3 separate regions of the Homo sapiens genome follow, and regions 2 and 3 are each linked to region 1. Evidence: chromatin contacts called from ENCODE Hi-C or POLR2A ChIA-PET data. All regions are on one chromosome and are shown on one strand. The core of a region is the stretch at or near the end of the contact, and the rest is flanking DNA. Distances in the headings are between cores, read along the strand shown.

What was found. Hi-C counts contacts between places; a loop is a spot of excess contacts on that map. ChIA-PET counts read pairs that join two places held with the same protein, here RNA polymerase II (POLR2A). Pooled maps may share reads with other maps.
Region 2: a map with no recorded cell type shows a loop between it and region 1 (7-fold over the local background). The contact joins two enhancer-like sites. A Hi-C loop is called at or near these places in 3 of 37 single-sample maps with no recorded cell type and 3 of 50 pooled maps.
Region 3: a loop to region 1 is called in a map with no recorded cell type, with 4 times the contacts of the local background. The contact joins the promoter of CHST7 here to the enhancer-like site in region 1. A Hi-C loop is called at or near these places in 1 of 37 single-sample maps with no recorded cell type and 2 of 50 pooled maps. POLR2A ChIA-PET finds 5 or more read pairs at or near these places in 1 of 52 experiments (HEK293).

What each region holds. Positions count from the first base shown.
Region 1 is chrX:44,896,941-44,900,981 of GRCh38, reverse strand. The region is part of intron 2 of KDM6A (lysine demethylase 6A); the gene reads right to left. Among named protein-coding and RNA genes, the nearest start is that of KDM6A, 26 kb to the right of the region's middle. Within about 2 kb of position 2,226, at least 4 of the 41 ENCODE cell types and tissues checked have a DNase peak (open chromatin) inside an H3K27ac peak, as active enhancers do.
Region 2 is chrX:46,708,447-46,712,487 of GRCh38, reverse strand. The region is part of intron 1 of SLC9A7 (solute carrier family 9 member A7); the gene reads left to right. Among named protein-coding and RNA genes, the nearest start is that of SLC9A7, 49 kb to the left of the region's middle. RefSeq lists an enhancer at 1,338-2,537. Within about 2 kb of position 1,972, at least 4 of the 41 ENCODE cell types and tissues checked have a DNase peak (open chromatin) inside an H3K27ac peak, as active enhancers do.
Region 3 is chrX:46,572,042-46,576,082 of GRCh38, reverse strand. CHST7 (carbohydrate sulfotransferase 7) reads right to left here and starts at 2,318. Exons shown (of 2, transcript NM_019886.4): 1 at 660-2,318. The coding sequence starts at 2,151. The coding sequence ends at 691. RefSeq lists silencers at 1,071-1,130, 1,251-1,300.

The DNA.
Region 1 (4,041 bases), core at 977-3,476:
CTTTAAACACTCCAAAATAACTAATGGATCAAAGAAAAATGCAGAATATTATTATTAAACATATTACACAGAAAATAAACAAACCATTTCTTTCTTTTTTTGAGACGAAGTCTAGCTCTGTCACCCAGGCTGGAGTGCAGTGACACGATCTCCACCTCCCAGGTTCCGGTGATTCTCCTGCCTCAGCCGCCCGAGTAGCTGGGATTACCGGCTCCTGCCACCACGCCCAGCTAATTTTTGTATTTTTAGTAGAGATGGGGTTTCACTGTGTTGGCCAGGCTGGTCTCAAACTCCTGACCTCATGATCCGCCCGCCTCGGATTCCCAAAGTGCTGCAATTACAAGCGTGAGCCACCACGCCCGGCCAAATCATTTCTTAAATAACAAAACGGCTAAACTTATTTTAAGAGAAACTCCCTATTATTGAAGGGCCTAACAATCTTTTCTCCAGGAAGATTTTTCTCAGAAAAAAAGTCTATAAATTGTACAGGAACAAGTTTAAAAGAACAGAAAAAAGGATAAAATCATAGAATTTTTAGAGCTAGAATGAATTAAAATTGTAGAACTTTACTACATGTACATTGCTGAAATAATAATTATTCCCTGCCTAAGGAAGACTAATGCCTCCTACCTATTAAGTTTTCCCTTGCTTATTCATTTGAAATTCATACAGAAACATATCTGTACGTACCGCCTCTCCTTCCTACTCCTAAAAACTTCTGAATCACTTTGCCTATTTTAAGCATTTTAAGAATTTTGGGGAAAAAATTTTGTTTGGCTGGCCTTAATATGTTGAAAGGAGCAGAATGTTATGTTATACTGGTATATTTGGCATAGGAAACTAAAGAGTAACTGCTGTTTGATGGCAAACCATAACAGTGACATTCTGCTATAATCCAGTTTATCTTTCAGTTTCTTTCTTTGCATGTAAATATCTACTTCCTTTAAAGAATATGACAGAAAGCATTTGATATTCAAAAGTAAGCCTTCTAGTTATTTAAACCATATCCCCGAAATAACAGTTATGGGTCACGCCCTAATAGAAACAGCTTTAAAATGAGGATATGTTGTGATTTTGTCACAAGATTCTCCTAAATTTGACTTATTTTGTTCACGACATAATATCTTTAGACAAAACTTTCATAATTCAAAATTGAATTACTATAAGCCTTCCAGTTCCACCAAAATGGAGTACCATAGCTTCATTCTTCCCAGGTCCTCCCTCTTAACAACTAAAAAACCCTGAACATAATACAACAAACAAGCATAGAAAGTATCTGAAAAGTGGAAAGAAAGCAGCAGATTTCCTAAAGACTTCATAATTTGAGGAGTAATAAGGCAATGAGATCCCTGGGTTTTCGTATTGCCACCCATATTTCCAAGACAGGATGCTGCTTCAGAAGACCCCAATACAGTATCACCAACTGTCACAGAGAAAAAAAAAATTCCAAGAAAAGCCTGTTCCTCCTAGTCAAAAGGCTGGGAAAAGGGTAAGCTTAACAAAGGAAACCCTTCTGGCAAAACCCATCCTACTCCAGCTAAGTACCAAAAGAAAACATATACACACACACCCTCCTCCAGTTTCAGTGGAGCCGGGCATATAGCTAATCTAACACATACACCCCCCACCACAAAGCAGAAGCAGGTAAAAGAGTAAGCTTACCAAAAGAAACCTTTCTGGCAAAACCCATCTTACTTGAGCTAAATACCAATGGAAAACACACACACACACACACACACACACACACACACACACACGCATACACACACACCCTCCCTTCCTCCCCCTCCCTCCACAGTTTCAGTGGAGCCAAGCATACAACTAATCTAAACACACACACACCCCACCACAAAGCAGAAGCAGATAAAAGGGTAAGCTTACCAAAGAAACCTTTCTGGCAAAACCCATCTTACTCAAGCTAAATACCAATGGAAAACAAACAAACACACACACACACACACACACACACACACACACCCTCCCTCTCCCTCCCTCCGCAGTTTCAGTGGAGCCAAGCATACAGCTAATCTAACACCCCCCCACCACCACCACCAAGCAGAAGAAGCAGGTGGTGCTTTGCACCAGGTGGTACTGGAAGGGCAGAGTGGATAAGTGCTCCTACACCCTCCACCCAGCAAAAGCAGGCTGTGGGACTGGAGCCCCTACCAGGGTTGTGTTGGCAAGACAAAACAGGGAATTGATCTTCCATCCCCCACACAGGGGTGCTCCAGTTCCCCTGTTGGGTTAGTGGCAAGCCTAAAAGAGGAGCTGATCTTCCATACTCCACCCAGTAAGAGCAAGCGGTGTTCAGACTCACCCATTTAAGATAGTGTCAGTGGGGTCTAGGGGCAAGCTAGGCTTCCACCACCACCCATTAGCAAGGAGGCTTAATAAAGCTGCGTGAAGCAGTTAGTCACCACTACCTTTCACCACCACTCCACTCCCACCTCCCTCCTGCACACACAGGCCTGGTGTCAACAGGACCCAGCAAGAACCTGAACCTGCACCCCTACCCAGCCATCAACAAGACTGAACAAGGAGATGTGAGTTAGAGTCAGTCAGCTTTCTACTCCCTGCCCCAACCCCTGGTATCAGTGGTAACCAGTGAAGAGCTGAACCTCCACATTCACCCAGTATCAAGGCTAAATGAAGCAGTGTAAGACAGAGTAGCTGACAACCATTTCAGCCATTCTCAAATGCCAGTGGTACCCAGAGGGGGCTGAGCTTCCATTCCCCACCTGGCATCAACTCAGGGGAAGTGGTATGAGGTAAGGAGCTTTTTCTTCACCCTGCAGCATCAGTGCAGTGTGAGATAGCCTCCCTACTTCTCTCTTGCTGAGGCAGCATGGCCCGTCAGAAAGTTCATCTTATACCCCTACTCAGAGGCAACAAGGTGGCATAAAATGGTGCCCAACTTTTGTTAGGAAGATGTGAGGGTAAGGGAGGAATTGAACTTCCATCCCACCAGTCTGCATTAAGGCCATATGACTTAGTGCCCCACTTTTTCCACAGTAATTATCAGCAGGACCCAGCAAGAAGCTGAATGAACACACCCACCTAACCCTTGCACTACACTTCAACAAGGGAACTGCCTAGTATAAAAAAGAATAGGCCAGGTGCTGTGGTGCACACCTGTGACTCCTGCTACTCAAGAGGCTGAAGCAGCGGATTACTTAAGTCCTAGAGTTCAAGACCAACCTGGGCAACAGAGCAAGACCCTATCTCAAAAAAAACAAAAAAACAAAATTAGCCAGGCATGGTGGCACACACCTGTTGTCCTAGTTACTCAGCAGGCCAAGGTAGGAGAATCACTTGAGCCCAGGAGTTTGAGGTTACAGCAAGCTATGATCACATCACTGCACTCCAGTCTGGATGACTGATCACGACCCTGTCTCTTAAAAGAAAAAAGGAACAAGATGCACAGTTCTCAAAATATGTATGATATCCAAAATGTCCAGAGTACAAATGAAAATCTCATGCCATACCAGAAACCAGGAAAGTATATTATGAATGAGGAGAAACAATCAACAGACACAATACTGAGGTAAATCAGATTTTTTAATTACCTGACAAAAATAAAGATTTTAAAGCAGTCAACAAAACGCTTCAACAAGCAATTGCAACTGCTCTTAAAACAAATAAACAGAAATCTCAGCAAATGTTATTTTAGAAGAACCAAATGGAAATTATAAAACCAAAAAAAAAAAAAAAACCTAAAATAAAAACTCTTTGAATGAGCTCAATAAAAGAGTGGAAATGATAGACGACAGAGTCAGTGAACCAATCAGTAGAATTATGTCAATCTAAACAAGAGAGAAAACAGACTAAAAAAAAAAAAAAAAAGAACAAAGCCTCAGGGACCTATGGACAAAAATCGAAAAAGCTAAGACTCTTCTCAGAGTCCCAGAAGATGAGAGAGAATAGGACTGAAAAAGTATTCAAAGATATAATGGCTGAAAACTTCCCAAATTTGGTGAAATACGCTAAAGATACAAAAAGGTGAGTAAACCCCAAATAAAAAAGACACCCACACCAATACAT
Region 2 (4,041 bases), core at 723-3,222, 1.8 Mb before region 1:
CCCTCATAAATGGCTTGGTGCCATCCCTGCCACTAATGAGTGAGTTCTTGATCTGTTAGTTCAGGTGGGATCTGGTTGTTTAAAGAACCTGGCATCTCCCCACTCTCTCACTTGCTCCCTCTCTTCATGTGACATGCTGGCTCCCCTTCGCCTTCCACCATGGTTATAAGCAGCCTGAGGCCCGCCTCAGAGACAGATGTGGACACTGTGCTTCCTGTACAGCCTGCAGAACCATGAGCCAAATAAACCTCTTTTCTTTATAAATTACCCAGTCTCAGGTATTTGTTTATAGAAATGCAAATAGACTAACACAGTAACCTGCAAAAAACATAATATGGAGTTAAAAAAGGGAGATGCAGCAAAATTCATTCAGTTAATACAACAGAAAATGCTGCTTGTCCCCCAGTATCTGCTTTCCATTTTTTTCCTCATAATAGACTTTTAGAAGGTTCAATGACCTCCCAGAAAGAAGACTTTATTTTCTTGCCTCTCTTGCAGCCAAATATGATCATATGACCAAGTACTTGGCCAATAGGATATCAGTGGAAGTGTGTGTGTGTGTGTGTGTGTGTGTGTGTGTGTGTGTGTAATTTAGAGGCTGTGCCGTTAAAGGGAGTGCCTTCCCTGGTTGTTTTCTCGTTTCCCTTTGCCTGACACGTGGGCCTGATGGTGAGGGCAACACCCTCTTGGTGGTAGAGCAGGAAGATTAGGGAGGGGTAGTGAGGGAGGAGTAGGGAGCCACCACTTCATCCCAGGAATACTTATGCACTGACTCTTCTGTGAAGGAAAGAGAAACTTGTCTAAGCCACCATTATTTTGGTCTTTGTTCCAGCAGCTACACCTGCTTCCTAATTCTATATGATACTATTTATGTAAGTTAAAATGAGCAAAAGAATATTTATTATGTATCTGCGGACATGTATATTTAGTAAACCTGGACTGGATACAGACTAAAATGAATGACAGTTGCCTCCGAGGTAGAAGGGAAGGAATGGGACCAGGGAAGGAGGAAATACAGCCTACTTCCTCTCTTTACACTAAGCCACAAGGGATTCTCTCTTTTCTGTGTGTCGTGCTCAGTCAACTATGTCAGAGTAGGACAGTCAATTCAATGATGAAGAATCTGTATGTTTGTGATCTTTGTGATTGCTTTATGCCACGCGGTTTTCTGTTGGCTTTTAACAGTGACTTTTACCCCATATGAAGTGATTGGATTAAGAGAAAATAGTGGCTCACCCTTAAAACAAATGTGGAGGACAGAGCCATGGCTGTCATAACAGGAGTGAGCTATGAAATAGACCTGGGAAAACAGATGCTATTGCAGTTTGATGGTAAGGCCTGTGGCACAGGTGTTGCTGGCAGGCTGCAAGAGGCCCCAACAGGGGGCCTTCTCCATTTGCCCAGACTCTAGACAATGCCATTGCTGGCTCAAAAGCTGAAATCGTCAGCAGCCTGGGTGACTGTCTCTTGGGGTCAGGCTCACGTTAATCAGGCTCAGAGAGCCTGAGGCTAAACCAGAGTGCCAATCGATTAATTTATGATAAGAGATTTGGCTGTTGCAGAGCAGAATGTATGTTCAGGCTGAGCAGAGCATTTTTTTTCTGAGTAGGCAAGTAGCAGGGGACCCCAGGTTGTCATCAGAAAGTTGCTTAGAAAGGACAGAGGAAGAACAGAGGCAATTGGTTATGGTATGCTCATAAATAGACTGGAAAAGCCTGATGGGTCCATCTCCTTGCTGGAATAGCCTTGACTCCACCTCTCCCCACTAACAGCCACTGTATCCTTTCCTTTATCAGTGGTTACATGCATGATCTCATCATCTGACTTTTGGAGTCAGCCTTTCTTCTCTCTCTCTCTCTCTTTTTTTTCCCACAGTATTTTTTTCAAACTAGATTCCACAGAATGGACTGGGTTTTCCCTAAACGAATCTCAGGTGCATTCCAGGTGAGTCACATTGCAGTTTGGGGATTCCCAGGCTCTTAAGGGCATACAAACAGCTCATCTGGTTTACTCCCTCAATTTGCCAGTTACATCCAACATATGACAATTTTGCTGGCTAACACTGAGGGAACCTTCATTCTCTTACCTCTAAATCTATGGGGGCCCTCACTGTCCACTTCCCTATTCCAGGTACATTCCATGATGCATTTAGTTGTATTTCTGAATGCGGTTCTTCTTGTCACATGGCAGTCCTTCTGTCTTCCCACTTGTCCCTGCTTTCACTCTGTTTACCTAAATGTGGAAGTGCCTAAGGGGCAGTCCTTGCTCACATAACTTTGGCTCTCTGATGTGTGGCTTTAGAGATCATTTGTGCACAGCTAGCTTCCAGGTCTTTATATTCAGTCCTGAATGTATTCTTACAATACAGTCCTAAAAGTCACTCCTTTTATAAGTAGTTGTTGGACAAGATAATACATATGATAGTACAAAATTCAAAAGTTAGAAGGCAAACTGAAAAACCGGCCTCCCTTTCTCCCTGGAGATAAATGTATTCCATTGTCTTCTCTGGAGACAAATACACTCATCAGTTGAGCCATTTCTGCCTGAATGTGCCATGCTGTATTTAAAATCAGCGTATGTAATAACGCAGTTGGCACTGTTGCTCTAGAGTGCCATCAACACCCACCTAGATGTTGAGGTGCCCTCCCTTCTCACATTGCCTAATGGTTCCCCGGAGAACCTTGAGAACCCCACTGCTATAGTATAAACTAAAAGAATGGCTGCTGGAATTTCCTTACGATGCTTTTTTGCTTTTGTAGAATTCACCTTCAGTTAGCTATGAACTCTCAGAGGATAGCAATTGTTGTATGCTGTTTCTGGCATATCCCCTTTAGTGCTTTACACAGTCTTATACATACAGTAGGGTTTTTTTTTGTTGTTGTTGTTATTTTAGGTAACATTTTTTGAACTTTTTTTGTTAGTTTAGGTAATGGGTGTAGGCATTTGTTTTTAAAAACATCAAAAAAAGTAACTGCTGGCAGAAAATGTAATGAAAAGAAGATGAGCAGCTGCCTGTTGTATTATGTATTATGATAGCTTAGTACCTTTAAATTTTTTTTTCTGAACTTATTTTTATTTTTGAGAACAGAGTCTCACTCTGTCACCCATGCTGGAGTGCAGTGGTGTGATCTCAGCTCACTGCAGCCTTGACCTCCTGGGTTCAAGCAATCCTCCCACTTCAGCCTCCTGAGTAGCTGGGACCACAGGTGCGCACCACCGCAGCAGGCTAATTTTTGTATTTTTTTTTACAGAGACAGAGTTCCACTTTGTTGCCCACGCCGGTCTCGAACTCCTGGGCTCAAGTGATCCTCCTGCCTTAGCCTCCTAAGTAGCTGGGATGACAGGCATGTGTCACCACGAGTTTAGTGCCTTTTTCAGTGGAACTTCTTTCCTTGTTCTCTGATAGTGTACCACTGTCCTACCTCAGCACATCCCACGACACTGCCTGAGCTCCTTTCCTCCTTACCACTTACAACATACTATTTAACGCATTTATCTTATTTTTAAACATCTTTCCCCCTGCTAGAATGTAAGCCCTATGAAGGGAGGGCAGGATTTTTGTCCCTGTTGTTGACTCTTATGTTCCCAGAGCCTAGCATATGGTAAGCTGCTCAACAAATATTTGTTGAATGTATAACCTGGTGAGATACCAATTGTTTATGTTGTCATTGAATTGATTACCATCACCAATCCTAGATTTCTCTTTGTTCTGTCCCCCACTGATACTAGGTATCAGTGCTTTGAGACCAGGAAGACATTTTTCGTTTCTCTGCAAACAAAACCTGTAGTTTGGGGCTGAGTGACTTAGAGGCATGTGGAAGGAAGAAAGAACATAATCAGTGGTGCTAGAACACAACGCCTTGCTTGGGCTCTGCTGTCAGTGCCTGACATATTCTCCAAACAACACTCCCCACTTGTATTTTACTAGCCTAGTTTGAGTACCTCTTTTTTTTTTTTTGAGACGGAGTCTCACTCTGTCGCCCAGGCTGGAGTGCAGTGGTGCGATCTCGTCTCACTACAACCTCTGCCTCCTGGGTTCAA
Region 3 (4,041 bases), core at 1,069-3,568, 1.7 Mb before region 1:
GCGCCTGAGACACACAATGTGCAAGAAGTGTTGCAAGAGCCGCTGGACTGTGCCTGCATGTTTGGAAATTCAGGAGAAAAGCCCTGGAGCCTGCGCATAAAACAGACAGAGAAGAAACATGAAACAGAAAGATTAGGGATAGGTAGGGTTAGAATCAATGCCTTTCCACCAAACTCTCTGCTTTTGGCTTTCTCTGTGCCTGTAAACACCATTGCAAAGTCTCCTCACAGGACAAACTGGCATCAAGATAACTCCATAATCATCAACCTCAAATGGTTTCCGAAATCCTATACTCCACATGTCAATTCCCAGTCTCACGGCTCATTATGACTGTTTCAAACCTTCTCTACTCTCCTCAGCCCTCTGAAACCTCCTACTTCATACAGGGGAATGGGAATGCAGAGACCTGGCTTCCACCTCAGTCACGCCTAAATATCCTCTCTCATCTCAGGATCTCCCTCTAAGGAGGCGCGAGGCTAAGCTGGAGATTCCGATGAATCTACCAAATTCTACGAGCAGGACTTTCCCATCCTCTTGGACCTGATCTGATAGAATGGGATCCAGCATGGTACCCTCCCCCCTACACTTCCCCCTCCCCAGGCCATTCCAGGCTCCCGGAAGACCAGTCCCGGTCCCTGCCTTGCCCCGGGCCACCTTACCCGGATCCGTGCCGGGGACAGGGATGGGAGGCTACGTGGCGCCGTCGGCATCCATCTCCAGCGGCGTCTCCCCTTCCCTGGGCTGCTCCGCGTCGCCCTCCTCTCCGCTGCGAGGGTAGGCGAGCAGACGCATGGCTGGAGCGCAGGCGGCCTCCACCTGGCGCACCTGCTCTCGGCTCAGGCGCTCGCGCCAGGCGTGCACCGCCTCCCGGGCGTCGCGCGCTGACAGGTGGAAGGGCCGGTCGGCGCCGTAGGCCGCGCCGCGAGTCATGTTGAGCGCGAAGGCATCGAGCGCTGCGAGCGCGCGTAGCCCGGAGAAGCGCAGCAGGCGGCGCAGCTGGGCGCGTGGCTGCCGCACCAGGTCCTCATAGCGCAGCCTCAGGTAGCGGCGCCGCAGCCAGGCGGGCGCGCCGCGCGCGAAAAGCAGATCGCGCAGCCAGGCTTCGCAGATCACCTCGAGCGCACCGGTCAGGAAGAAATCGGCGCGCGGCGCGGCGGGCAGCGCGCGAGACTGGCCCCCGGGGCGAGCACCCACGCCGTGCGCCAGCAGCACACGGTGGAAGCGGTCGCCCCTCTGGCGGGTGCGCAGCACCTGGATGCTCTCGCGCAGCAGTCCCTGCCTAGACTTGAGGCGCGAGTTGTGCACCGCCCTCGGGTCGCGGAAAAGCTGCACCACCTTCAGGTTGAGGCCTGGATCACGCAACAGGGGCACCAGCACGCCCAGATCGAGCAGGCGCACGTCCTTGATGACCACCACCGGGTACTTTCGGCACTCGGCCTCCAGGGCGCGTATCGCCACGGGTGGGCAGCTGCGCTCGCAGGCGGTGTCCTCGACGAGGCCCACCTCGGCCCGGGCACGGGGTGCGCCAGGACACAGTGGCGGCGAGCAGATGACCTTGTTAGTCCGCCAGCGGAAGAGGGCGGCCGTGGTAAGATTGGCCGTGTCCGGGGCGCGCGCAGCGGGGTCCCCCGGCGGCGCGTACAGCCGCAGCACGGAGAAGTCGCAGCGGAAGAGCGAACGCAGCATGTCGCGCAGCGCGCCCTGCAAGCTCTCGGCGTCGCCCGGATACAGCGCCTGCCATAGATGCCACATGGGCTCATACAAGTAGAAAACGTCCGGGTGCTGGTTAAAGAGTTCGCCCAGGAAGGACGAGCCGGTGCGCCAGGTGGCATGCACGTAGATGTGCTGCTTCTCGCGAGACACTGCCTCCCCGACAGCGCCGCTGAGGTTGCTTGGGAACCGAGGAGACTGGTTCGCGCCCCCTTCCTCGGCGGCCCGCGCCTCCGCTCCCTGCTCGCGTTCGCCGGCCGCCGCCGCCTCCAGGCTCCACACTCCCAGGCTGCGCTGCAGGCCGGGGCAGTGCTCGGCGCCCTTGTCCCCGTCGCGGCCGCCGTCCAATACGGAGGGGACGAGCAACAGCACCAGCGTGTACAGCACCAACAGCAGCGCGAACTTGCAGTACTCTCGGCGTCGCCGCCGCCGGCCCTTCATCGTTCACCGACCCTCCAGAGCGGGTCGGGCGCCAGTCTTCTCCCGTTCCTCAGAAATCCCGTGCCAGGTCCGCTCCTGTGGCCTCTCCCGGCCCCTCTGCGCCGGGAGGAGCAGAGCCGCGGGGCCGCGCATCCACAAGGGGAAACTTGGAAGGCGGTGGTGCTACTGACGGCGCCCCTGCCCTCTCGGCTTAGCAGCCGGAGAGCCGCCTATTGGCCGGCTTGGCAGCCGCCCGCCCCGCCTTTCTGCCCGCCTGGGTTCGCCCACGGCTCTGCCAGATCTGGGCGGGGCTGTAGCGGGGCTGGGACGCCGGCTTACCCAGCCAGACCCCCACCTTTCCCCAAACCCTCCGTAATGAAGTCTTCATCAATGACTTCAGGCAAAGGAGGGGCCTGTGTGTACAGAATGTACCCAGTAAAGGGCCATAGACCCCACCCGGAGAAGGTCACTGCCTCTTCTGTTTTATGTCCCCTGCCTAGCCATCGCTATCCTAGGCAGATAAACACTCGCCACTATACATCCAGCGCCCCCATCAGCCCTGGAGTGGGTGTTACTGAGTTCCGGACTGAAAGATAGAAGATTGTACGTGGCAGAGCGGTCCAGGGGGGTTGGAGATACTACTGCATCCACGCAGCACATTTCATAAAGTCTAGCCTTTGTGAAATTCTAAGTGTTGTGTTCCTTAGGGTTTCACCAGCTGATGGGCTCTGCACATTTTACCAATACTCTGGGGCCCAGTTTGGTCATTTGTAAAATGTGAATAATTCTTAGTACCCATGTACCTCCTGGGATTGCGAGATTTGGGGGTTGTTACCACAGTATAACCCAGCCTATTCTGACACCTATGAGCAAAAGACATTTACAGAATCAAAGTGGTAGAATGGTGACCTTTCTCAGGAGCTCGGTGTTTAAAAGGACCCGTAAGAAGAAATGTGTACCCAAAGATAGATGAAAAAGAGACAGGAAGTCCAACAGGCAGATGAAGACTAGAGTTACTAAAATTCAAAACAGAACCAAAAAAGATACATTTTGCTCTGTTTCATCAGGCTAATGAATAAGGAAGTGAGAGCTTCCTTTCACCAGCTTGGGGAAGGTGTTGTAAAGTTAATAAAACATAGAAAGCATATCTACTTATCTCCACCAGGGGAAGGTGTTCAAATTGGAAGAGTGAGAACATATGCAATGCTCTCCACTGGTCTTTTTCATCACGGAAGCTACTCCACCTGTGAAACCACTGACTCAAGCATTTCGTTTTCTTTCCACAATTCCCCTCTTCTTCCAGCCAGTTGTTCAAATCTTCCCTATTCTCCAACCTCCACTTTTTGACCACCACCCCCACTTTCTTCTCAATTTTTCATATTCAGCTGAAAGATGCCATACCATTATTTTAATAACACTCCCTCCAATAAGCTAAACTCACGTGCCCTCTGCCTTTTCATTACTCATCTAGCAAAATCCCCCAAACCCTGCTTTTGGCTTTCTCTGTGCCTGCAAACACCACTGCGAAACATTTCTCCACAGGTGTGAGCCAGGCACAGTGGCTCACGCCTGTAATCTCAGCACTTTGGGAGCCCACAGAACAGATCAGCATCAAGATAACCTCATAATCATCAACCTGAAATGGTTGCTGAAATCTTAGGTTCTTCATGTCACTTCCCAGTCTCCAGTTCCATTATGATGATTTCAAACCTTCTCTAGTCTCCTCAGACTTCTGATACCCCTCTTCCCCCACCCACCTCTTCTCAGCACATGACCTTACTGCCTACTTCATAAAGAAACCATGTTAGACGATCTCTCACTTTTCCACTACCAAACTCATATATGCATTGACCTCTGTACACATCTCGTTTATAGCAAGGATATGATTTTGCAATATTAATCTACAACTTT